5 separate regions of the Mus musculus genome follow, and all the other regions are linked to region 5. A link is a loop called in an ENCODE intact Hi-C map of the cell type or tissue named here. Cell type or tissue: heart. All regions are shown on one strand.

The links. Peaks named below come from ENCODE experiments on the same cell type or tissue, not always from the same donor. Only the 100,000 strongest peaks of a DNase experiment are listed, where the experiment ranks them.
Region 1: a loop joins it to region 5, with 4 times the contacts of the local background. A loop is called at or near these places in 9 of 42 quality-filtered maps.
Region 2: it touches region 5 in a loop (2.4-fold over the local background); 11 of 42 quality-filtered maps call a loop at or near these places.
Region 3: a loop joins it to region 5, with 7 times the contacts of the local background. A loop is called at or near these places in 2 of 42 quality-filtered maps.
Region 4: it touches region 5 in a loop (8-fold over the local background); 11 of 42 quality-filtered maps call a loop at or near these places.

Annotation. Positions count from the first base shown.
Region 1 is chr2:119,473,606-119,478,605 of GRCm38, reverse strand. It overlaps Ino80 (INO80 complex subunit), which reads left to right and starts at 919. Exons shown (of 36, transcript NM_026574.4): 1 at 919-1,227. In heart, a CTCF peak has its summit at 1,914; DNase peaks (open chromatin) are centred at 625 and 1,445; H3K4me3 peaks cover 3,024 bases; H3K27ac peaks cover 2,059 bases.
Region 2 is chr2:119,663,518-119,668,517 of GRCm38, reverse strand. H3f3c (H3 histone, family 3C) reads left to right here and starts at 2,366. Exons shown (of 1, transcript NM_001370931.1): 1 at 2,366-3,402. The coding sequence starts at 2,482. The coding sequence ends at 2,892. In heart, a CTCF peak has its summit at 2,567 (motif pointing left); no DNase peak of the experiment used is centred here; H3K4me3 peaks cover 32 bases.
Region 3 is chr2:118,747,030-118,752,029 of GRCm38, reverse strand. Inafm2 (InaF motif containing 2) reads right to left here. Exons shown (of 1, transcript NM_001301269.1): 1 at 3,220-5,000. Among named protein-coding and RNA genes, the nearest start is that of Inafm2, 3.8 kb to the right of the region's middle. In heart, a CTCF peak has its summit at 2,562; DNase peaks (open chromatin) are centred at 1,379, 2,319 and 4,579; H3K4me3 peaks cover 1,347 bases; H3K27ac peaks cover 1,864 bases.
Region 4 is chr2:119,672,064-119,677,063 of GRCm38, reverse strand. It overlaps Rtf1 (RTF1, Paf1/RNA polymerase II complex component), which reads right to left and starts at 1,996. Exons shown (of 18, transcript NM_030112.2): 1 at 1,784-1,996. The coding sequence starts at 1,996. In heart, no CTCF peak of the experiment used is centred here; a DNase peak (open chromatin) is centred at 2,143; H3K4me3 peaks cover 2,498 bases; H3K27ac peaks cover 1,782 bases.
Region 5 is chr2:119,544,843-119,549,842 of GRCm38, reverse strand. Exd1 (exonuclease 3'-5' domain containing 1) reads left to right here and starts at 2,216. Exons shown (of 13, transcript NM_172857.2): 1 at 2,216-2,836; 2 at 2,961-3,054. Chp1 (calcineurin-like EF hand protein 1) reads right to left here and starts at 2,136. Exons shown (of 7, transcript NM_019769.3): 1 at 1,926-2,136. The coding sequence starts at 1,992. In heart, a CTCF peak has its summit at 2,724; DNase peaks (open chromatin) are centred at 2,192 and 2,772; H3K4me3 peaks cover 2,020 bases; H3K27ac peaks cover 1,712 bases.

The sequences.
Region 1 (5,000 bases), 71 kb after region 5:
AGGCACAGTACAGGCAAAACAGATAATATTAAACAAGCGATTCTTGCAGAAAACGAAAGGGTGAAGTCCAACAATTCTATATACGTCTTGGAAACGAGTGGATTAAGTGCAGAAGACTGCATGATGGCGCACACTGTAACCTCAGTCCTCGGGAGGCTGAGGCAGGAGACATCCCCCGAGCTTGACGCTAGCTAGCCTGGGCTATTAACCAAACCCAGACAAAATAACCATGAAACAACCGCCCCGCCCCGCCCCGCCCGCCCCAGCTCTGCGGTTGCTCGAGTGTGGGCAGGGCGACTCACCCCACTGGGGAAATGGAAAGTGCATGGAAGGTGAAAGCGCCTTCGTGCCAACGGTCTCGGGCCGAAGGGGGACAGTGTCGTCAGGAAGACGACCAGGAGACGTCTCCAAGTTGGCTCTTACAAGGATCCATCCCCGCCCGAGCTGGCCTCGGGGTAGGCCAGCACTACCTGGAGAAAACTTCCAGCGACAACGCCAAGCAGTCCCTCCCACCTGCAGGACCAAAATGAGTCCCTGGTTTTTGGGCGGTTTCCATTGACGTTACTTCCGGAAAAGTAACCTTTCTGTGGCAGTTGCAGGGCCGCTGAGCTCTCGCGACATCTCCTCCCGCGAGATCTGCTTGCTCACTCTAGCGATGACATCCTCCTCCTCCTCCCCGTCGCCTTTCGGCAATCTTCGCCAGTCCCAGCCCCGACCAATCTGCACTCAGATAGTATAGATGAGGGTCTCCCCCAGAACCCCGGTCCGCGCGGGGCGTCGGGCGGCGGCAGCGGGGTACAAGCTGCACGAGGCCGCCCGTAGCGGCACGGTCGGCGGACACGGGCTAGCGACTAGCAGTGGGCGTGGGCGGGGCAGGGCTAAGCCGGCCGAGTACCTGCTCGATTGTTCTGGCCTGGCTATGGCGCCTCTCCTCCCCCCCGCCATGGCTCCCCGTGTCCCTGCTCCGCTCCTCTCAGTGAGTGAAAGTGGCCGCCGCCGCCGCCGGCCCAGCGCCCGCAGCCGCCTCAGCGCCGCCGCCATCTTGGGGTCCCAGGAGCCGCCGAGGGAGCGAGCTAGGAGCGTTCCCGTCCAACGCAGTCACCGTCCCTCGGCCTCCGAGAGCGAAGCGCGGCTCCACAGTCGGCGGGGCGACCCCCCCCTCCGGACCCCGCCCGCCCCCCGCCCCCCCTCCGCCGCCGCCGCGGCGGCGGGGCCCCTCGGCCCGAGGTGAGGTTGAGAAGACGTGGGCGGGTGGACGGAGGGGGTGTCGTGTAGGCCCCTGTGCGCCCCTCTCTGCGGGCGACGACTGGGCCGCTTCTTAAAGGGGCCGTCGCCCCCGGCCCTGGGGTTTGTTGGGGTTAGAGAGGATGGGTGTGGACACTCCCCATAGGGTTGGGACCTCAGAGACCTGGGCCTCGGCTCTCCTGTCGTGTATCTCTGGCTCTCCGGGGTTATGGGTGACCTCGGCCACCCGAGGAAGCCCGTGGAGCACCCACACGTGGGGAGTGTTAGGCCAGGTGCACGTGGGACCCGGTGGGGCGGTGTCGCTCTAACACGTGTGTGGGTTTGGGAGTGGGGAGGGGCAGGGCGGAGGCTTGTCGGGCTGGACCAGGAACCGGACGAGGGTTCTACCTGTCAATTCAAACGAATGAGATCTATGGACTGGATAGAGTATCAGTTTAATGGGGAGCGAGCCACGGTTACGGGCGAATGATGCAAGTTGCTAGTTGGTGTTAGACGGGGACAGGCTAACACGTGCACAGACTTAGAAATGTGTCTGTGACAGCACTTCTGGGTTTTCGAGGCGTTTGCAGTGCGTCTCAGCAAGTGTCATCTTACTTTGACAATTCCTTCTTGAGCTTGCTGATGAAAAGTACTACTTCCGTAATCACGGAGGATGGAAGCCCCCTACAGTTTAGAAGTTGGATATTGCCGAAGAAGGCGTTTAACTATTTTAGTTCAGAACCAACTGTGCTCAGGACTCTTTGATTTACATTCTTGTACTTCTTAGGACTCGGGAAGGAATTTGGAGGTTGAACTCCTTAAAACATCGCTGATGATCAGCTTAGTTTTCCCAGTTAGTGATCCATGATTTACATCCCTAATTTTCACTGTGGGTTATTGATGCTTCCTTTCTTCCGGTCGTGTCTTTTTTTTTTTTTTTTTTTTTCTTTTTCCTGTTTGTTTTTTGTTTTTGGCCTGGATGGCCGGGAACTTGATATCCTCCTGCCTTAGCGTCCATGGTGCTAAGATTATAACTGCACTTCCATCTCTGGCTTTTTTTTTTTTCCCCCGAAGGAGTAACATCTTTATCAGATATGATTGCAGCTCAAGTGAATCAGGCACAGTTCAGAAAATTTCAGTATTTGCAGACTGTACACCTATCACCACCATTTAACATTGACTTTAAAAGAAGGTCTAGAAGTTTCTTAAACGTCACTTTTTCCTCTTCCCACAACATTTGGTAACAATCTATTTTCTGTCTTAGATTTTTTTTTTTAAATGAGACAGGGTCTCATAATGTAGGTCTGGATGTCCTGCAATTGACTATGTGGAGTGGGTTGCCCTGCAGCTTACAGAGATCAGTCTGCCTAAGCTTCCTGAGTGCTGGGGTTAAAGGTGTGCAACCCTGCCCAGCAGATGTGCTATGCTTGACATTTCTGACTTACCTAAAGGCATGCTCAAATATGTACCCACATTTTACCAGCTGCTTTCATGTAACATGTTTGAGATTTATGTATGATATAGCATGTAAACTTTGTTGCTTTTCTTTTATTGCTGTTACTTTTTTAAAAAACATTTTGTTTTATGTATGTGAGCCTGAGTATATGATGTACTTATATGTATGCTGGAGCCCATGGGGGCCAGTTAGAAGAAAGCATCAGGTCCCTTGGAACTGGAGTTACAGGTGGTTGTGAGCCACTATGTGGGTGCTAGGGACCTAACCTTGGTCTTATGAGAGAGCAGTAAGCGCTCGTTAATGCTGAAATGTCTCAGCTCACCATTCTGGTTTTTTATGAGCCAGGGTAGTTTTGAATTCATAATTCTCTTGTCTCTGCCTCCTATTAAAGTATGGGATAATAAAGGTATGGGCTATCTGGTTTTCTTTTATGCTAGAAATTAACAAGCACCATCATTGTATAAAATAACCATTTGAGATTGTTGATTTGGTGGTTCTTTGCATAGGCTTTCGCATCTTTGTACTTATCCAACTTTGGGTCTAAAAACCTTCAAAACTTTTCAAAAAGCAGAACTTGAATTTGCTTTGGACCCAGCACTCTGATGAACAGGCTAATGAAGTGGTGTGTAGGCAAACTATGTTGAGGGCTGCCTCAGCTGCTCACAAGTCCTACTCTCCCTTGCACTGGTCTGAGCACTATTCACTTTACATCTGTCTCTTTTGTGCTGTGTCCTTAGGTCTGTGGTAGTTATAACTTCTGAACAGAAACTCCCACACCACCCCCATTTTACTATTCCCTAAACAACTACTCTCATCATGCTTATCTAGTGTCACATTTAAGCATAACCTAATGGTGACTTAACCTATGTGGAGGTGTGTGGATTATGTCAAACAGTGCATCGTTTGAGAGAGCAGCACTGGAACCAACCTCCAGGGTACTGAATAATCACTATGTACTCATGAGTGACATTTTGGAATTACGTATAGGACCATGTCTTTGCCACATAGCCCAGGAATATAGTAGTTCATACCTCGAGCATTTGTATAAGCCCACTGTATGTTTACATGACAACAGAAATAGCTCAGAGCTCAAGGTCACATTTCTCAAGAGTGTATCTTTGTCAGTAAATGATGTGTGTGCCTAGTAAAATCTGCTTATCTTCTTGAGTAGGGGAGGGGTAAGATAGGGTAACATAATGTTGTAGCCCAAGGTGACTTGGAACTTACTGTATGAACCACGGCATCCTCAGATTTTCTGCAGTCCCAGCTTTGAGCCACCTTGCCTGGTATCTGTCTGTATTCTAAAATGAATTTTGTTTTTAAGGGATTAAATTTGATTGTTTTAGTTTACTGTGTTCTTTCCTTTATATCAGTGGCTCTCAAACTTGTTAGTGCTTCAACCCGTTAGTTAATATGGATGGGTCTTTATGTTGAAGTGACCCCAATCAAAGTTATTTTCTTTTTATATGTTTTATCTATTTTTTTAATGTATGAGTACATTGTAGCTATCTTCAGAAACCCCAGGAGAAGATCAGATTCCATTACAGATGGTTGTGAGCCACCATGTGGTTGCTGGGAATTGAACTCAGGACCTCTGGAAGAGCAATTGGTGCTCTTAATCACTGAGCCATGTCTCCAGCCCCATAAAGTTATTTTCATTGCTACTTCATAACTGTAGTTTTGCTACTGTTATGAATTGTAATTTAAATATCTGTTTTCTGATTGCTTTAGGCAACCCCTGTGATGGGAGGGGTCAGACCCACAGAATGAGGACTATTGCTTTACAACTTGAAGAAAAGATTTCAAACCAAGTTAAATAAAAATACACACACACACACACACACACACACTTACTTTTATTTAGTATGTGTATGTATATGTACATAACATATCACAAGTGTGGAAGTCAAAGGAAAATTTGCACAACTTGTGGGAGTCTTCTTTATTTTCCTACCATGTGGGTTCCTGAGGGTTTGGAGGCAAGTTTCTTTGCCCCTGTAACCATGTTCCAGTTTTCAAACCAGTTTTGGACATAGTCTTTTTTTTTTTTTTTTTTTTTGATAGGGAATGTGAGTAGAAAAAAATTTCTCTGACTGGACTGGTGTGTGCCTCAGTGATAGAAGACATATTCAGGGCCTTGAATTTGATCCCTAGCACCACCCTCTGCCAAAATAATAATAATAATAATAATAACAACAACCACAACCCAAAACACTGGCAGTGCCTGCTTATAATTTGAATAGATAGGAGCCCAAAGCTAAGAGAATGAAAAGTTTTTTTCTTTTTTTTGAGACAGGGTTTCTCTGCTTAGCCCTGGCTA
Region 2 (5,000 bases), 120 kb before region 5:
TCAAACCACCACAGAGTCCTTCTAGAGACAGAGTCTCTAAGGTGGACTGAAGCTTTCTCTTTAGTCCACTGTCTTAGTTAGGGTCTTACTGCTGTGAACAGACACCATGAACAAGGCAACTCTTATAGAACAACATTTAATTGGGGCTGGTTTACAGGTTCAGAGGTGCAGTCCATTATCATCAAGGTGGGAACATGGCAGCATTTAGGTATGGTGCAGGTGGAGCTGAGAGTTCTACATCTTCATCTGAAGGGTGCTAGCAGAATACTGGCTTCCAGGCAACTAGGATAAGGGTCTTAAAACCCACACCCACAGTGACACAGCTACTCCAACAAGGCCACACCTACTCCAACAGGGCCACACCTTCTAATAGTGCCACTCTCTGGACTGAGCATATACAAACCATCACATTATACTCACTGGCCCACATAGGCTTGTTTAAACATATGAGTCTTTGAGGACCATACCTAAATATAGTATAATGCAAAATACATTTAGTTCAACTTCAAAAGTCTCCATAATCTATAGCAATCTCAACAATGTTAAAAGTCCAAAGTCGCCAGGCATGGTGGCACATGCCTTTAATCCCAGCACTCGGGAGGCAGAAGCAGGTGGATTTCTGAGTTCAAGACCAGCCTGGTCTACAAAGTGAGTTCCAGGACAGCCAGAGCTATACAGAGAAACCCTGTCTCGAAAAACCATTTTAAAAGGTCCAAAGTCTCTTCTGAGATTCATACAATCACTCATCTGTAATCTCCAAAGCAAGACAGGAAGTCTTCAGCTTGGCAAAGTCCAAATTCTGCATCGTCTTCAGGTCTCCAACTCCTTTTCTTTTCTTTTTTCTTTCTTTTATATTTATTTATTTCATGTATATGAGTACACTGTTGCTGTCTTCGGACACACCAGGAGAGGGCATCCAATTCCCATTACAATGGTTATGAGCCACCATGTGGTTGCTGGAAATTGAACTCAGGACCTCTGAAAGAGCAATCAGTGCTCTTAACCACTGAGCCATCTCTCCACCCCCAACTCCTTTTTCATCTTTGGTAATTGCAACAAACTTCTTTCAGCTGGGTTGGTTCCACTCCCTGTCATCAACTTTCCTCAACAGGAAGTCCATGACTCTGGCATCTCAAATATCTTTGAGTCTCCAAAGCACCTTCAATGTTATAGCTTCTTTTTCAATGTCTGGGATCCACACATGATCTTCTGGGTTCCTTCAAAGGGCATCACTTCTCCAGCTCTGCCTCTGTAGCACTCTAAGCTCAGGTTGATTCACTCCACTGCCACTGCAGTTCTTGGTGATCACGGTACTGGAATCTCTAATACACTGGATCTTCTGCTGAAGATAGGCTTCACCAATAGCCTCTCATAGACTCTCTTCATGTTGCCAAGCCTCAAATCCTTTGCATGAACCCTTCAGTTCAGAACTGCAACTGAGGCTGCACCTTTACCATTGGCCTTTCATGGCCTCTCACAGTGCCAAGCCTCAGCTGCTATTTATGACCCCTTCATGTGTTCAAACCAGTATCACTTGGGTGACTCTTACACATTACCAATTACAGCTACAGCACAAGGTACATCCAGGGGTTCTCTATACAGCCCTGGCTATCCTGGAACTCATTCTGTAGTCCAGTCTGGCTTCGAACTCCAAAATCCGCCTGCGTCTGCCTCCCAAGTGCTGGGAGGAAAGGCATGCTCCACTACTGCCTGGCTGTTGGTCTTTTTTTTTTTTTTTTTTGGCCGGGGGGTTGGGGGTGTGTGTCAAGACAGGGTTTCTCTGTATAGCTCTGGCTGTCCTGGACTCACTTTGTAGACCAGGCTGGCCTCAAACTGAGAAATCCACCTACCACTGCCTCCCAAGTGCTGGGATTAAAGGTGTGTGCCACCATGCCTGGCATTGGGGAAGTTTTTATCTATCATAATAATTTTGTAAATGAAAGTAAATCATTGGTTTCCCCGGGTATAAAGTCATGTTAGTGTCCCCATCTCAAAGGATGGTTTCTTATTCATTACTCTTGCTTAAGATCTTGGTCTAGGCTACCAGGAACATGTAAATAAGACAAGGAATGAGAGAAAACAAAACAGATAGATTGTCATGGGAACTATGGCTCAATAATTTTTTTCCGATGAAGAGTTCCACAACCAGTTCCAGGAGGCCTCCCCTTTTGAGGTCAGTCACCTCAGTCTGTAGAACTTGTCACACAGATCCTACTGGAGGTGCTGTGGCATAAATGATCAATGTTTATTTGTTGACTCAAGTGACTTGTGTCTGGATTTTGTTGTGGTCAATATTTCTAGCAAGTGTTACTCCAGTTAGGACCTTGGGATTTGGTATAAGGATATCTTTAAGAAGAGCATTTCAGAATTGTGTTCGCAGCCTTCGCCGCGCCGCCGCCGCTCTCCAACGCCAGCGCCGCCTCTCCCTTGCCGAGCTCCAGCCGAAGGAGAAGGGGGGGTAAGTAAGGAGGTGTCCATACCATGGCTCTTACAAAGCAGACTGCCCGCAAATCCACCGGTGGTAAAGCACCCAGGAAACAACTGGCTACAAAAGCCACTCGCAAGAGTGCGCCCTCTACTGGAGGGGTGAAGAAACCTCATCGTTACAGGCCTGGCACTGTGGCACTCCGTGAAATCAGACGCTATCAGAAGTCCACTGAACTTCTGATCCGCAAGCTCCCCTTTCAGCGTCTGGTGCGAGAAATTGCTCAGGACTTCAAAACAGATCTGCGCTTCCAGAGTGCAGCTATTGGTGCTTTGCAGGAGGCAAGTGAGGCCTATCTGGTTGGCCTTTTTGAAGATACCAATCTGTGTGCTATCCATGCCAAACGTGTAACAATTATGCCAAAAGATATCCAGCTAGCACGCCGCATACGCGGAGAACGTGCTTAAGAGTCCACTATGAGGGGAAACATTTCATTCTCAAAAAAATTTTTTTCCTCTTCTTCCTGTTATCAGTAGTTCTGAATATTAGATATTTTTTCCATGGGGTCAAAGGTACCTAAGTATATGATTGCGAGTGGAAACATAGGGGACAGAATCAGGTATTGGCGTTTCTCCATGTTCATTTGTGTGTGAATTTTTAATATAAATGCAAGATGTAAAGCATTAATGGAAGCAAAATGTTTCAGTGAACACATTTCAAGAGTTCAACTTTATAACAATTATAAATAAACCTGTTAAAATTTTCTGGACAATGCCAGCATTTGGATTTTTTAAAAATAAGTAAATTTCTTATTGACAGCAACTAAATGGTGTTTGTAGCATTTTTATCACACAGTAGATTCCATCCATTCACTATACTTTTCTAACTGAGTTGTCCTACATACAAGTACATGTTTTTAATGTTGTCAGTCTTGTGTGCTGTTCCTGTAAGTTTGCTATTAAAATACATTAAACTATTAAAAAAAGAAGAAGAAGAGCATTTCAAGCTGGGCATGGTGACACACGCCATTAATCCCAGCACTCAGGAGGCAGAGGCAGGTGGAATTCTGAGTTCAAGGCCAGCCTGGTCTACAAAGTGAGTCCCAGGACAGCCAGAGCTATACAGAGAAATCCTGTCTCAAAACAAAACAAAACAAAACAAAACAAAAAAAAAAACAAAAAAAAACAACAAAAAAAAAACAAACCAAAAAAAAAAACCCTAAGTATTTCAAGCTAACTTGTAATCTTGTATAGATTATAGCATGTAATCTATAAAAGACTTCAGTGGTCAGCTAACTTTCATGAAGCACAGCAGGCAAACAAATGGAGAAACTTCTGAGACATGGGTCTCCTTGAGGATAAGCGAAGCGTACCTCTGTACTCAGAGCCATTAGGACTGCTGCGGCAGGGGGAGGTACTCTACCATCAATCCTTATAACCTGAGTTCAAGCTTTTGAACACACTCTATGATTCCCCTAAGCAATCAATCCTAAAAATTAAAATACAATGATATTAGGTTTTTAAAATTTCTGGGTCACAACTTGTGCCCTGAGACATGTCCAGCCACCCATCCTCAATAAGCCATATTCCTTCCTAGAGTTGGCAGGCTCCTTTCACACAGGTTACAGCAGGGGAAAAGCAAGCCCAAGACATAGGCTACTTAACCATGTCTCCTTGACGCCTACCACCGAAGGAATAGCAGAGTTGCATCTCCCTGTCTCTGTAGTACCTAACTGAGTTAAGGTTAGGTTCTCTAAACCATTGAGTTCTCTCTCCACTGCAATGGTCACAGTTCCTCTATTTAGCAATAATATGATAACATTGTTCAACAAACAAAGCCGAACAACAAAACCAATCCTGAACAGAAACTGCACCAATGATTGAAAAGAACCCCAAATTGCTCAAAAGAGTCCAAAGATAAACAGGAAAGCAAAACCCGATGCATACGGATGAGAGAAACGTACTAAAGGTCCTATTTTTCTCAAGAATCCACAACAAAGCCCCAAGTTGATTTTCTGCTTCACCAAGTAGAGGTAAAAAGCAGCTGATGAGGGTTCGAAAGATGGGTCCGTGATTAAGAACACTTTCAGGGTTTGGTTCTCCGCATTCACATGGTGCCTACAATTTTAAGTTCATAGGTTCTGATACCTTCAGGCCCCCGAGGGAACAAAGTACACATGTTGCACTTACATATGTGCAGGAACCAGCCTAACAAAAATAAAGATACTCTAAAGAGACATTTTGTGTCTCTCAATCTATCAGATTATTTCAATAACGAACCTCAAAGAAATGGGAGCTTCCCAAGGAATCTTAAGTAGGAAAAGGAAAAAGCAAAAACCAACCAACCAACCAACCCCCCAAATTGTCTCTGGGAAACAGATTTTCACAGTTCTTATAAGAAAAATTAGGCGAAGAGACAGACTCAAAAGGCTGAGACTGTTTTATTGGAAGAGTGAGGGGCCTCAACCTTTCTATGGGATGAAAGTTGAACGTGATTAGAGGGACTGTGGTGCTCCCCCCCGCCCTCTCTCTCACACACACACATACACACACACACACACACCTTTATACCTATA
Region 3 (5,000 bases), 800 kb after region 5:
AGTGCTGATGCTGCTGGTCTGGGAGTCAGCGTCCTGTTTACTGGCTTTCCCGCCACACTTCTCCCCATACATCATTTCCCCCAAATGGTTACATATTTCCTTGAGAATATATTATCTCATATTTATTCCCAAGGCCTTAAAGCCTTATCACATCGATCTATTACCTCCGCTCACTCTCATGACATGCCACGCAGTCAGCAGGACAGGAGGCCGAGCTTTTACCAATGCCACCGATGAGTTGTCAGGTTTCTTACCTTACGCGCAGGGTCCCTTCTAAGAACATTCTGTCTCCACACCTAGGTCCTAATGCATGGGACGACTACGGCTCAGTGATGGGCTCCTGTAACTTTTTAAAACATATACTTTATTTTGTATGTGTATGTCTGCACACTGTTTATGACTGGTGCCTGTGGAGGCCACAAGAGAGGGGGACTCCTTGGTAGTTAGCCACCATGTGGGTGCTGGGTATTGAACCTGGGTCTTCTGGGAGAGCAGCAAGTGCTCTGAGCCATCTCTACAGCCCTGCTTCTGTAACATGGCACTGCCCAGGAGGCCCCTAAGGGGACAGGTGGACTCTTGGACACAAGAAAGAAAAGCTCATTACCAGCTAGGAGCTCTTAGGGAGAGAAGAGATAGTTAAAAGGAAACCATTTTTGATTAACACAATTGGGTTGGGTTTTTTTTATTGTTGTTTTTTTGTTTTTTGTTTTTGACAAGTTTGTTTTGAGAGTTTTGAAGTCCATTTGGCTCAATAAATACCAAATTAATGGTAACGGTTTGTAGAAAATATTCCTGAGGATATTAAACGGGATCTTGCTGCTAGTATAACTGATGGCTAAAATTAGGAAAATGCGGCTGTTTAGGCAATCACACATGGCAGCCACGGGCACAAAGTGTGTGGTGATTTCCTGGTCTCCTTCTTGTAGCTTAGCCAAGGCTTCAGAACTGTCTAGGACCACAAGAACTGGTTTAGAACAGTAAAGGAGCTTATGACTGACCAGGTGTCTCACGAGTGCGAGGGAGCACTGAGCGCTGGGTTTGTTGTGACTGTGGACATCTTAATAGAGTCAGGGTGTGTGGCAAAGACAGGCTTTGTTTGTTTATTTTTTGATGAGCTATTGGAAGGAACAAAAAAATCGTAACACGGGCTCTTCGCGGCAGAAAACCACAGGCTATGTTTGTGAGGGAAACAGATGTGACCAAAAGACTGTCAACAGTGCAGCTATTTTTGTAGCTCCACATTAGTGCTGGGGCAGACAGGACAATGAATGGGTCGAAAGCCTATGCTGCTCCCACATGGATGCCAGCCATAGACTTCTGGTTCCCAGATAAAACCTGAGGGCCAAACCCAGGCCTGTCAACACGTAAGGAAGAAACCGTTCAGCTGGGTCAGTTTGGCTATCGTTTCAGCTAGCTTATGGGCTGTGTTCCACACAGGTTCTCTGAGTGGGCTGTGACAGGGACACCGTGATGGCAGGTCAGTTACTTCCAGCACGCTGCCCACCCAGGTGAGCAGCGGACTCTGAGGGCCCAGTGCTTTGTGCCAGGCACTGAGTTGGCGCTGGTCATGAGAAATGAGCAAAGCCACGGCACTTCTTTCCTCCCCAGAGGGAGGCCAATTAAACAGTACAGCTGTGGCCCTTTGGTTACTGAATTGCAATTCCAGAAATACCTCCATTTTCTGCAGACAGGAAAGTGAGGGCAGTCATTACCCTTTTAAATAGCTGCAGTGGCCCTAAAGCCACCAACCTTTCAGCCTCCTTAGAGCAGCATGTAGGAACAAGTCCATGTTCTGCCTTCAGCATTTCAAACCAGGATATAAATACTTGACTACAGAACACACCAGTGTAGAATTCCCCAGTGAAAACTGAAAAACAAGGTAGACGCAAGAGCTCCCCGCCCCGTGGTACCATACTATGTAGAACTATACAGCTGTCAGTGGGGAAATACAGCTTTAGAGGAGCACTTCTTGTACCTGATCATCCATGGGGGAGAGGAAGACACAAGCTTAACCAAAGGGCTCCCCGGCCCTATACCTTCAAAACTTCATTCTTTTTTTCCCTTTGAGTTCCGGTTGCTAGAGAATGAATAGTGCTAACTCAGTATAAGCAAACACCTAGGGTCGTCCCAGTGCAGAGCGGTGAGAGGGAGAGATAAACAATCCCCTTTGTACAGACCTTCCAGGCTTAAAAACATGGACAGTTCTGCTCCTTCCCTCCCGACATTTGCAAAGAAAGCTGTTCCGACGCCTGTTCCCGTCCCATCGGGCCCTGTTCTAATCAGCAGGCAGGCTCTCTGTGTACCTACTGCTGTCTTTGGCCAGTGGGGTAAGCTGTGTGCAGCTGTACAAGCCACATGTCCCCATCTGCAGAAAGGAGGGGCTGTATCCAAAAGCCAACAAACTCACTCTCCTGCACTGCTGTACCAAGCTCTCTTACAGAAAGCCTTTGTGTAGGCTGAAGAGGGAAATAAAGGAAGGCGGGACTTTTTCCTTGCCTCCCTGCAGACTACAAGGTGAGGTAAAAGCACAGTGGCTACCCCCTAACTGCTCTGCAGAAGTGCAGGCCACAGGGGGCTCCACCAACACTGGCTTCTCGTTCGGGATTTGTACTGGGCTCCATTGTCTGCTAATGAGCTGAGCTCAATTTCGTACCATGTATTTTACAGCATAACGAATCCCTTATATTTATGCTTTTCACCCACAGATCTTGTTTTGTTTGCTTTAAGGGTAGAAAAAGCCCTTACCTTTGAAGCAACCTACACCTCTCAGCAGCTTGGCTCCAGGGGTGCTAGGCTCTGATCAGGCAGTGCAGCCCAATGGCTTGTCTGTTCCAGTGTCAGTACTTCCTGAGTTAGCAAAAGGCCAACAGTTTAAGGTGAGAGGGTGATGCCAGCAGACAGCTGTGTCTTCACCTCAGACAGCTAAATGTTTGTGACTAAAACTCAATATTCGCACTTACTAGTCCTTAAGGTATCCGCTTGAGGGTCTGTAGAGTAGAACTTTTATTGGCAAAAGCTGACATCATTTTCCGACCAGGGGCCTCCCTGACTAAGACGGATCCTGCCACCCCTCTCTAATCTCTTCAGTGGCAGGCACTGAGAACAGCAAGGCGATTGCCTTTTCTTCCTGAACCTATTCATCACAGCGTCCTTGCACCTGAGACCACCTCTGCTCCTACTTCCCCAAGTCAGTAAGAGAAATGACCAACTTACACAGGCTTAGGCAGAGTTCTTAGAATGTATTTCTGTTCACCTGAAAAATAAAACTTTTAAAAAATATACAGGACTTTTAAAGTACAGGTATATCTTGAATGGCTGAATTATAAATAATGTCTCTGGTCATGTTCACAGCTAGGGCTGGAGAAAATGTCCCGATTCCAGTGAAGGCTTATAGAGTCAGGAGGCCAGCTGGACCACGAGTGGTCTTGCTGAACTCTTTGATCCAAAGTGGATTTAAACAGTCCATAAAGCAGGGTCAGGAGGGGAAGAGGAGTGGACTCCCAGACACTCTCCCACGAGTCCAGAGGGTTCTTGGAATAAGAGATCAATTTACAAATTATTAAAATATAGGACTAAAAATTCACACCATAAATATAAATGACAGGCTATCATTGAAGATACAAAGTGGCATTTTATGTTTCTTCCCCCCAGTCTCTCATCAAAAATTTAAAAAGTCCCCATGGGCCTCCTAATGACTTAAGTCCTCATCAGCTGTGAAGAACTCTCCAAGCCCAGACACCTTGGGTGTTAGCAGCCTGCTGGGAGGCTGCCAGCTTAGTTGCTATTTTCTTGCCCAGGTCAGGACATGGCTTAAATCAAGACTATTGTCCTGTAAACCTGAATCAGAGCTGACTACAAGGTAGGCCAGAAAAGTGGATAGACAGTTTCAGGACTAAGGTATACAAGTTTCCTATTTTGTTTCTCTTTTAAATTGCTTATTTCCCAAAAAGGAAACACTAAGGGGTTTGATCGCTGTCACTACCCACACTCAACTGCCTAACAGCAAGTGGCAGGGGGAAATGGAATCCAAACTGAAGAATAATTCCTGCTGCCCCGAGAGTGTGTGTGCGCGTGTGTGAGACCACCTCTAGAAAATCGTTGGCTGCATTTAAGTGGAAGCTTATAAGGAATGAGAAAGATGAGCTGCCAGTTCAATCTTCCAAGAGCTGGTCTCTTCACTGGCTAGCCAGGCACACTCCTGAACTTGAATTCTACCTTCTGCTCTTTCTCACCCTATAAAGCAACTCAGAACCACATCAAAGCTCTGGTTTTGCAACTGATTTGGTTCTAACGGCAAGCTGCTGTGTTAGGCTCAAAAACTAGGAAATGCAAACACGAGTAAGACAAGATCTAGAAGGGCAAGAAATGAAATAAGACAAGATCTGGAACCGGTAAGATAGTTGAGGAGCCGGAAAAGGAATGAGAGAAAACACTTGCCAATCACTGTACTTAAAAAGGCTTGCTCTTCCTAAAGGAATTCTGTGAGGGAAGGGACTGATCTAAACACAGCAGCTCTACTCTTTCTTGCCATCGCCCCTGGCATGGATCCAGAGACTCAGGCTACAACAGGAAGCCACTTTGGTGGGAGCACTAGGATGAGAACCGGAGGGGGTCAGCACATTCCCCACCCTCCCTAAACAGTCTCTATTGCTAAGGTTTTTCCACGGCCATGGTAGGGGTCTAAGAATGATTATACTCTTGTGCAAGAACGTCAGGAACTTATCTTTCTGAAACAGGAAGGGAACAGGTGAAAGAGTGGGTGATGGAAAAGAAAAAAAAAAAAAAGCTTGTGTTTGTGCCCTTCTGGCTAAGTGCAGTTTGAAGGCCAGCAAATAGCCCTTGCTGGACCCCACCATTCAGTAGCTACCCAGGCTGTGGGGAGATACATAGAGTTCTATGTGATTATAGCGTCTAGTGCATATGTCAACAACTATATACAGGGATCTATAAATTAAACGCATGTCTGGCCACTGCAACTAGGTTGACGTACCTGAGCTCCG
Region 4 (5,000 bases), 130 kb before region 5:
TGTAAATGTAAAGTGGAAAAAATAAGGTCAACTGACCATGACTTGAAAATGTGACAATGTAAATTGAGCACTTCACATCTACACTCCACAGACCAGCAAACAGAGGGGAGGGGGTACGATAGAGACTCTAATGTTTCTACCAGTCTAAAAACTTATCAACAAAACTTTTATAGATAGCAAGACATATTTTAGTAGATTTTTAGGAGTCTTTCAATGAACATGCCTTCAATTTATTCACTTAATTCCTATCCCTATACAGGGGTCCCTGTCCTTAGTCCTTCTACTAGCCCCATTACTTTCCTACTTCCCTGCCACCTTTTTAAAGGTATCCATTACTTTCTCTCTTTCTTTCTCTCTCTTTTTTATTCCTTTCTTAAGGCAGGTGTGGTGACCCATGTCTGTAACCCCCTGTACTTAAGAGGACAAGGTAGGAGAACTGGTTTAATTCAATGATAGACCAGGCTATAGTTTGAGATCCTGTGTCAAAAGGTAATGTGTGTGTGCGCATCTTGTTCTTTAAACCTTACAAGTTCTTCCCTCATAAGAGCCCTCCCTTTTCTTTCTTTTGTTTTTGAGGTGTTTGTTTGAGACAGGGTTTCTCTGTCCTGGACTCATTTTGTAGACCAGGCAAGCCCTCCCTTTTCAAGTCCTAATTAAACCTGAGACCTCTAGTCTATTACTAAGGACTCCCAAGAAGCCTTTTATACAAATACTTTGTAGTTTATACCAACATTTTTTATTATAAACATTTGTTTTATGCAACTGTCCAATTCAATACATGAGGCTGATATTATATGTCCATTTTACAGTGGAAACCAAAGGTAAATGGCTAGAAAGAAATTAGGAATCAGAATTACAGATTCTGAGTTTAGTACTCAATCTACTCCATTTATAAAGCTTCCTACCCTTCCTTTATGTCATTTACTCATGAAACATGGAGGAAATCATCTCCTGATACCATCAGAGTACTACTACACAAACAGCTTCCTCCCTGCAGTGTTTTTTTAAAGTACAGAAGCAATGCCGGGTACTCCAAGACGCTAAAGCCACAAGTTACTTTCAGTACTTCTCAGATCTTCAAGTGAAAAAGAATTCTATGCTGCTGCATAAAAGAGGCTGAGCGCTTGGAACACAGTCTCTCTCTGCTGCCCTACAATTCAAACTTCCAGTTATCTGCCCTCTCTCCTCCTCCAAAGAGTTTTTTGTCAGACATCCCAACGAGAACCCATTTCGACCGTAAATGATCATAGTCTCCCCCCCACCCCAAGCACCACGAAAGCTCTTCGGGACATGTATGGGTGTCTCTCCTATGTCCACATGCCTGGTCTGAAAAACTTCACCTTCCAGAGTCCACACCTTCTAGACAAATTTTCCCTCCCACCGCCCCATGCTCACCCTTGCACCTCCTCCAAAATCTCTCAGCCATTGGGGTTGGCGGGCGATACTTCCTATCTCGCCCAGCCCGAATCTCCCTGCCTGCAGTCATGACGTCCCGATCCGGCCCAAGCAGACAGCGGCCCCCTTCAGTACCCCAAACCCCGAGGCCCATCAGCCCAATTCCCTGCCCCGCCTCCCGGCCCAAGGCGCCAAGTCCTCGGGGCTCTGTCTCCAGGCCTGGCCCGGGCTCCAAGGGCCTAAGATTCAGCGGGGAGACAGGAAGGGACTACAGTAGCGGGACGGACACCAGGCTGGCCGGGCGCTCGGGCCGGGCGACTCCCAGCTCCCGTGGCCAGGACTGAGCCCTCCCGCTCTGCCGGCCCGCGCCTCCGCGGCCTGCCCTCACCTGATCCAGGTTCTCGTCACTGCCGCTGTCTTCCGTATCCGAGTCGATCACGACACGGCCTTTCCGCTTCTTTACCATGGTGGTCCCCCGGCTTCCACGCCGGACGCCGCCCTGACTCCCCTCTTGCCCGCCTGCCAGTGGGACCGCCACTGCCGCCGCCGCCACCGCCGCCGCCACCGCCGCCGCTCGACCCACACAAAGGCGACCGCGCATGCGCGCTCCGCTCCGCCCCTAGCCCCGCCCCCCGCCTGGCGCACGCCGTTCGCCGGCGCCTGGCGCCCCGCCCCGCCCCACCTCCGACGCAGCGCGAGGGGCGGAGCCACGCGCCCGAGGGTTCCGGACCAACGCTCCCTGATCTAGCTGTCCGGAAGCTTCTGCAGTGTTGGAGTTGTAGGCTGCCCAGGAGTTCCCTACTTGAAGCGAATTTGAGCCTCCGGACCAGGGTCCACTCTGAGGAAACTCATCCATCTCCAGCCCTGGAATGCGGCCTCAGGGACCACCCGCATAGTCGACAGCCCCTGGAAATTGCTGAGAGCTTGGGTGGAGGAGCCAGAGTCCGCCTGCCTGGGCTGTTATTAGTGACAGCCTAAATGCGACCCAAAAACTAGGGAAGACTATTCCAGCGATAATCGGAGAACTCAGATTCATTGTAGGGAAGGACCAGGTGTCGGGGTGTGGGATGAGCAGAGAGGTGGCCCGGGAAGAAAGCAGTAATTTAATGAGCTATGCTAAGTAGTTTCAAACTCGCTTGAGTGTCCTGGGTCTTTGGTAAGGAACGACAGTGACTTCAACACTGGAAGAGAATGAGAATAGAGAAATAGATGGGTTCTGAATTATTTGCTAGTTGGGGCGCAGAGGAGGCAGAGGTTTCAGATTCTGATTTAGGAAGATGAGTGTGAGCTTTGTCAAGAAAATATGACAGAGGTTTGGAAGGGAAGAGGGCTGTATAGGAAATGTTTTATGTCGTTGAATTTGAAGTCATCTGACAAAAAGGTCAACGCTGGGAATGCATTTTTATATATTATTTATGTGCAGCAGGGTTTATATTAGGGAGTATTAACAGTTACAATTTGAAGTTGTTCTCAAGTCTTAGAACGCACTGGTTCACTCATTCTGATAGACAACTTTAGAATTCAAATCTTTCTCGACTAAGTTGATGAGGTCTTGCTTTCTTACTATCCCACTTTGACTCTCTAAGTTATTTTTCTCAGCTCAACTACAGTACACATCACATCCCTTGCCAGGTGTGGTAATTATAAACCCATATTTTTAGATACTTGGAAGGTTAAGACAGGAAGAACATAAGGAACACAAGTTCAAGGCCTGCCTAAGTCTGCATAATGAGTCCAAGGCTAAGACCCTGTCTTAGTCGATCAATCAATATATAAATAAATACCAGGCAATGGTGGCCCATGCCTTTAATCTCAGGACTTGAAAGGCAGAGGTGGGCAGATCTCTGCATTCCAGGCCAGCCTGTCTACAAATCAAGTTTCAGAACAGCAAGAGCTGTTGTACGTAGAAATCCTGTCTTGAAATGCAAGAGGAGGAAGAAGAAGGTGAAGGAGGAGGAGGAATAAGAAGAAATAAAGTATTGGATATAGCTCAGTAGTAGTGCTTACAAGCATATGTAAGGCTCTAGGTTTAATATTCATCATTAAAAGCAACAATAGCCGGGTAGTGGTGGCACATGCCTGTAATCCCAGCACTTGGGAGGCAAAGCCAGCTGGTCTACAGAGTGAGTTCCAAGACAGCCAGGGCTACACAGAGAAACCTTGTCTCAGAAAACCAAAGGAAAAAAAAAAAGCAATAACAAATGTTCATGCCTCAAAATAGTAACAGCCCCAGAAGAACTCATCAGTCTGAGGCAGAAGAATAACATATTAACAGTCGCTTAGACTACATAGCAAAACCCAGTCATTTGTGTGTAATGTGTGTATATATAATATATATGTATACCTAATATAATACCATCCATAGAGAGAAAACACTCTCTGCTATTAGCTACTTGAAGAGATGTTTAGAATTACATTGATGGAAACAAACTAAATAAGACCCAGGTACCATTTTACTCCAGAAGAGTTTTACCTAACAGAAAATACTAGACATCTGCTCCCCAGCAAATTCTCACATGAAGTCCATGGCCAAGATTATCTAAAAGGACCACAGAAACTCCTGAGTTTCTAGGCACCCTTAAGTCTGATGCCTCTGGTAAGGACCTTTTAAATGTATCATCTACCACAGGATTGTTGAAAAGAAAGCTATAATATATTCAATGAACTTTAAAGATTACCTTTGCGTAAAATCTGTTGATTATTAAACCATCTCCAGAGGATCCTCAAAGAATTCATGGACAAGTTACTCCTTATAAAAAACAACCAATGTCTACATTGGTGAAATAACTGTTCTCTCTCAATCCCTTCTTGAATGCTTTCCAAAATGCTTGTTGAAAGTTTCCAATCAGCAAAATGAGGATAATTGAGTGTGCTCCTCTGCCTCTCAGTCTTTGAGTTCTTAGAAATTTTAAATGAGTCACTACATAAAAGGGTATCCAGAGTACTTTCTGAAAAAGCCAACACTGTGTACATGTCACTTATAATTGTTGCACTTTGGGGATAGCCAGGCAAAGTGATGCAGACTGATAATCCTAGCACTTAGGAAGTGGAGGCAGAAAGATCAGGAGTTCCAGGTCAGCCTCAGCTATATAGTAACTTCAAGACCATCCTTGGCTAGATGAAACCCTATCTCAAAGAACAAACAACCTACTGGAAACCAAATAAGGACCAGCAGGATGACTCCTTGAGTAAAGGTGTTTGCCATGAAAACCTGATATGAATTTGATCCCTAGATCCCATCCAAAGTGGAAGAAGAGAATTGATTCCCAAAGTTGTTTTCTTAACTCCAAATAGGAGCTCTGGCACACATGTATACACACACACACACACACACACACACACACACACACACAATTTTAAATGAACACTTCAGGCATGGTGGCTTAGGGAGCAGGTAGACAATGAGTTTAAGGTAGCCTGATCTTCATACTGAGTACCAGAAACAAAGTGAAAAACTGTTTTTATTTAAGACTATTCCAGAGGTCAAAAGGAGTATGTGTGTGTGTGTGTGTGTGTGTGTGTGTGTGTCTGCTCGATGTAGCCAACTTCAGACGCACCAGTAGAGGGTGTCAGATCTCATTACAGGTGGTTGTGAGCCACCATGT
Region 5 (5,000 bases):
GTCTAGCATAGTATTAAACAGGCACTGGGAAAACTCACTTTTTGTTTCATTAGGTTTTCCCAATCAATATATACAGTGGTTTTGCTGGGAATTTAGGGTATCTTTGTCATATTTGAGTTACTGTTGGGTAACCAGGATAATAGTTCTTACATGATCACTTAGGTTTGTCCATGAGTCACAAGGAAAAACAACTCAGTCCTACACCCAGGACTAATGAAATTGGAATGACATCACTGTCCCATTCATTCTGAAAAGAAAACAGCTTTTCCTCAATTAAGCATGGTGGCTCATACTTATATTCCCAGCACTTGGGGGGGCTGAAGCAAGAGGACTGTCATGAGTTTGAAACCAGCCTGGGCTATGTAGTGAATTTTTCTGTTTGTCTTGTTTTGTGTTGTATTTTGTTTTTCATGACAGAGTTTCCCTCTGTAGCCCTAGCTATCTTGGAGCCTGTTATGTAGATCAGGCTGATCTCAAATTCTGCTCCCTTTGGAGTGTTGGGATTAAAGGTATGGACACCACCAGGCCCAGTTTATGTAGTGAATTCTAAGCAAGTCTGGGCTACAAGGTAAGATCTTGTATCAAAAAACAAAAGAAAACAAAACAATAGCTTGCTCCATACTCACTATACTTCCCCATGACGTGACTCTGGGCTTTAAACATAATCAGAGAGAAGTCATTACATTTACAAGTAGGGTCAGAGGTAAAAGCTTGCTAAATCCAACTGTGTGCATTTTTACTCATGGAATCCTTAAGCGTGACTGGCCAAACTCTATAAAAAGCTAAGTATTCTCTGTCATTCACTCAAAATTGGCCACATATTAGTAAGGGATTAAAAGCAAAGCAACCTGACAGGGGGTGGGGCTAGACCACATCTCTTTCAACCTGAATACTCTAGAAAGTTTAACTTGTCAGACAGCCAGAACAACTTGTCATTTACCCAAGGACTCATTCCTGGAGAATTCCGTAGTTCCCTGTACTCCTTGGCACGATCTGCCACTGGGTTATTTGCTCACATTATCATCAAAGACAGGTACCATGAAGACATGGCTTACGAAAATCAAAGAGAGCCGCAAAGGATCACTGAGAAAGCATTGTAGCCATACAATTGTATCATACACTACCAAGGGCCTTTCAAAGGTATGGAGGTGTTTTCTGTGCTTCTCAATTCCCAAAGCCCTGTTGCTCCTTTGTTCAGGTTAACAAGGAAGAAACTAGAGTATGTATGTTTCTGGTACAAATTCACAGATTTTGGAGTACATCCAATTTCAATATCAATTGCATAAAGTACAGCAACACAGCAGATATCAATATATATAAAAATAGGACAAATGTCTTCACTGTGTCTTTAAACCTTGACCACTATACCCGTGGCTTTTCTCCAACGATTCAGATTTAAAAGCCTCACTCGGGTTTTTGGACTCTTGATTGCTTAGAGGTCTTCAGTTCCTGGTCACAAGCCTTTCTCTATGATCTTCTTTGTTGAGTTTTTCCCTGTGTGTGATTTTAGTAGTTTTAGCTCTTGCTCAGAAACCTCATTAGGATGTATAACGTTTTCTCCAGGAACCATTCACATTTCCTGGATTTGCTTCTACTTTATCTACTGTTCAGGATGCTTCTGTAGGAGGAACCATAAGGAAGAAAATTCGCGGACCTTCACGGGCAAGAGTGGAGTGGTGGTGTCTGTGCTCGAGATTCCGGGCTTTTGAGCAAGACAGCACCGGAGGAACCACATCCCGGCTCCAAGAAGCTACAGATGAACGTACAGGTATTCTAGCCTTCGGTTACCCAAAGCACCGGAGGCTGCATGGGACCATCCCAACAAAGTCACCGCACCCCAGATCAAGCCCTCAGCGACGACCGCTGTCAGTACTGAGGCCAGCCGAAGGCGCCGGGCCGCCTTCCCACCCCCAACCCGAACTCACAGCCAGTCTCCTTCTTGATCTCCTCGAGCTCTTCGTCCCGCAATAACGTGGAGGCCCGAGACCCCATCACCGTGACGGGAGCTCCTCCGGGAGCGGCAGCGCCAGAAGCAGCAGCGGCAGAAGGGAAGGAGGGAGGGAAGGGCCAGGGGTCAAGAAGGGAGAGGGCACTGTTTCTCTTGCGGCCCGGGGAGAGAAACAAGGGGTGGAGCGCGGGGGAGGGCGGCCCGACACCAGCCAATCGGGAGCGAGGCCGCGCCCTGCGCAGGCGCTAACGTCAAAGCTTGGCTCTCGAGCCCGGAATGAATCAGCCCGGAGGCTGCGGGAGTCCGAAGGGAAGCAGGCCCCGCCCCGCGGAACCAGGGCAGCCGCCGGACTTAAAGCGGCGATACCGCTGTGGCGCTAGGGACTGCACTTAAAAGGGCAGTGCGGTCTCGCCACTGTGTTCGAACAAACCAGAGGCAAACTCACTAGGGTAGCCAGCAGGTTTTTCACAGGACTCAGGTACCAGGAGTCCCACCCTACAGGTGACGGAGACTCAGGAGAGAAACCAAACCCACGAAACGAGGGACAAAACCCTAAGGTGGATCCCCAGAGTAGTGCAGTGCACTCTTTCTTGCTCGCTCTCCATCTCTCTGTATCTCTCTATCTCTTTTTCTCCCTCCTTTCTCCTCTCCTCTCCTCTCACTCTCACTCCCCTGGTCCTAAGAATAGGGAGTCCACAGCCACTGTGGCCCAGCACGCCTAGAGACTGCATCTTTCCTGCGCTCCTCCCCCCGGCCGCAGGGGGCGCTGAGAGCCGCCTGGGGTTTGCATGGCTCCTGGCAGCATCTTTTCTGCTCTCTCTACCCCGGCCGCAGGGGGCGCTGGGAATGGGCTCGAGGCTGCGCGCTGATTGGCTCCTCCGGAAAGAGGCAAGTAATTCACCCGGAGGGCGAGGGCGTGGTCGGCTCTGCGGCTTCAGTGGCTGGCGTTGAGAACTTTTTTGCGTCAAAGCTGTGCCGGGATAACTCCCAGAATTTTTTTTTTTTTTAACAGTAGTCCCTCGTTAGTTTAAGGAACTCACCATTTGACTAGAATTAAGGTCGGAATTTCTCAAACTCCTTTGCTGTGGGGACAGAGGACCCTGAAGGTGAGAAAGATTGTGACCGAGCACGGTTTATTTATTTGGATTTTTTCTTGTCTTAAAAATTAGGATTTTTAAGCCTGGCCAAGACTAGTCAGGGCTTTTCTGGAAAAGAGAATCATTTCTCCACTTCTAGAAAGGGTTTTACAGGCTCAGGCTGTCCTGAGCATAAACTCCTAATTCTCCCATGAGTGGCAAATCTTTAAACAGGATTTCCCAATATTGCCTAGGCTGGGCTCAACTTGCATCTTTCCTGCTTTCACCTAACAACTGCTGGCTTACGGTTTAAAAATCCGAATTTTTTTTCTTTTTGGTTTTTCGAGACAGGGTTTCTCTGTGTAGCCCTGGCTGATCTGGAACTCAGTATGTACATCAGGCTGGTCTTTAAGTTAACAGAGATCCACCTGCCTCTGCCTTCCAAGAGCTGGGATCAAAGCCAGGTGCATTTTATTCTTCTGGTATTTTGTTTGTGCTGATGAAAAAGCTGAAAGCTGCATGTTAGTGTACACCCTCTCAAGTGAAGCCTTAGTTTTCCTGTAGCTTCACGAGTCTGATCCCTTCACTCCTTGGTTTAGAACCAGCTTACTACCTAGATATCGTAGCACCTTTCTCAACTCACCTTAGACTACTAGCTTCAAAGTTACTCGGGCTGAGTCCTGCAAGGCCTCCCTGCCCACTAAATTTCTAGTCTGACTCAGTTGTTTTCCTAATTATCCCTGGTTAACTTACCCATTGAGATCATAACTGTGGTATGGAAATCTTGAGGTCAGATGTATACATAATCCCATTCTCAGTTGGCCTGGAAGCTCATCTCTTCATCCTGACCTTTTTTTCCTTCCTAATTTTTATTTATTTATTTTAAAGATTTATTTATTTATTATATGTAAGTACACTGCAGCTGTCTTCAGACACTCAGAAGAGGGCGTCAAATCTCATTCTAGATGGTTGTGAACCACCATGTAGTTGCTGGAATTTGAACACAGGGCCTTCGGAAGAACAGTCAGTGCTCTTAACCGCTGAGCCATCTCTCCAGTACCCCCTTCCTAATTTTTAATCTGTCTTTAGGGCTATATTCAATTAAACCCTCTGTTAGACCTGGTACCTGATAATCTATAATTGCAGCACTGAGGACGCAAAGGCAGAAGTTACCTTTTGAATTTCAAGGCCAACATGATCTAGATAGGGCATTCCAGACCAGCCAGGGCTACTTGCGGAAACCCTGTCTAAATATAAACAGTAGCAAAAAATTCTTTGCTATGCATGTTCTTTTTTCCTGATTTGTTGTAACCTTTAAGAATAGTATTTGTGTGTTCAAGTGAGAGGTAGGGGTGTGTGTGTGTGTGTGAGATATTCTCACCAGTGGAGGTTAGAAGAGGGCATCCGATCCCCTGCAGCTGGAGTTAGAGGGCTTGAGCCACCAAGTGTGGGTGCTAGAAAATACCAAACTTAGGTCCCCTGGAAGAGCAGAAAGCAACCCTAACTGCTGGGTTAACCATTTAGCCTATCTTTAACTTACTTCCCAAGCATTTCACTTTGAATTCATTTTCAATTTTGGAAATTCTAGCCTGACAGATGTGAGTCTACCTAAGTCACAGAACTGTCGAAATGGCTCCGTGTAAGAGGGATTTGCTGCTCAAGCATGAAACCTGAAGTCAGATCCCAGCACCCACTTAGAAAGCTGGGCATGGCTGCACACAGACCTGTAACCCTAGTACTGTGCAGAGTAGTTGGCCCAGTCTTGACTCCAACCTTGTCTCAAAGGCATGGAAGGGAGTGAAAGAACTCTGTTGTTTGCTTAGCTGTATACTGGCTTCTGGATGCTGCAAGAATCCTACCTTAAAGTATATAGATATAGCAGGGGGCGTGTTTCACTGAGGGAAATGCTTGCCTCGCGTTCCCAAGACCCCAGGAATCCTTCACTGGAAAAGAACTATAAAGTGTATGTTACTTCC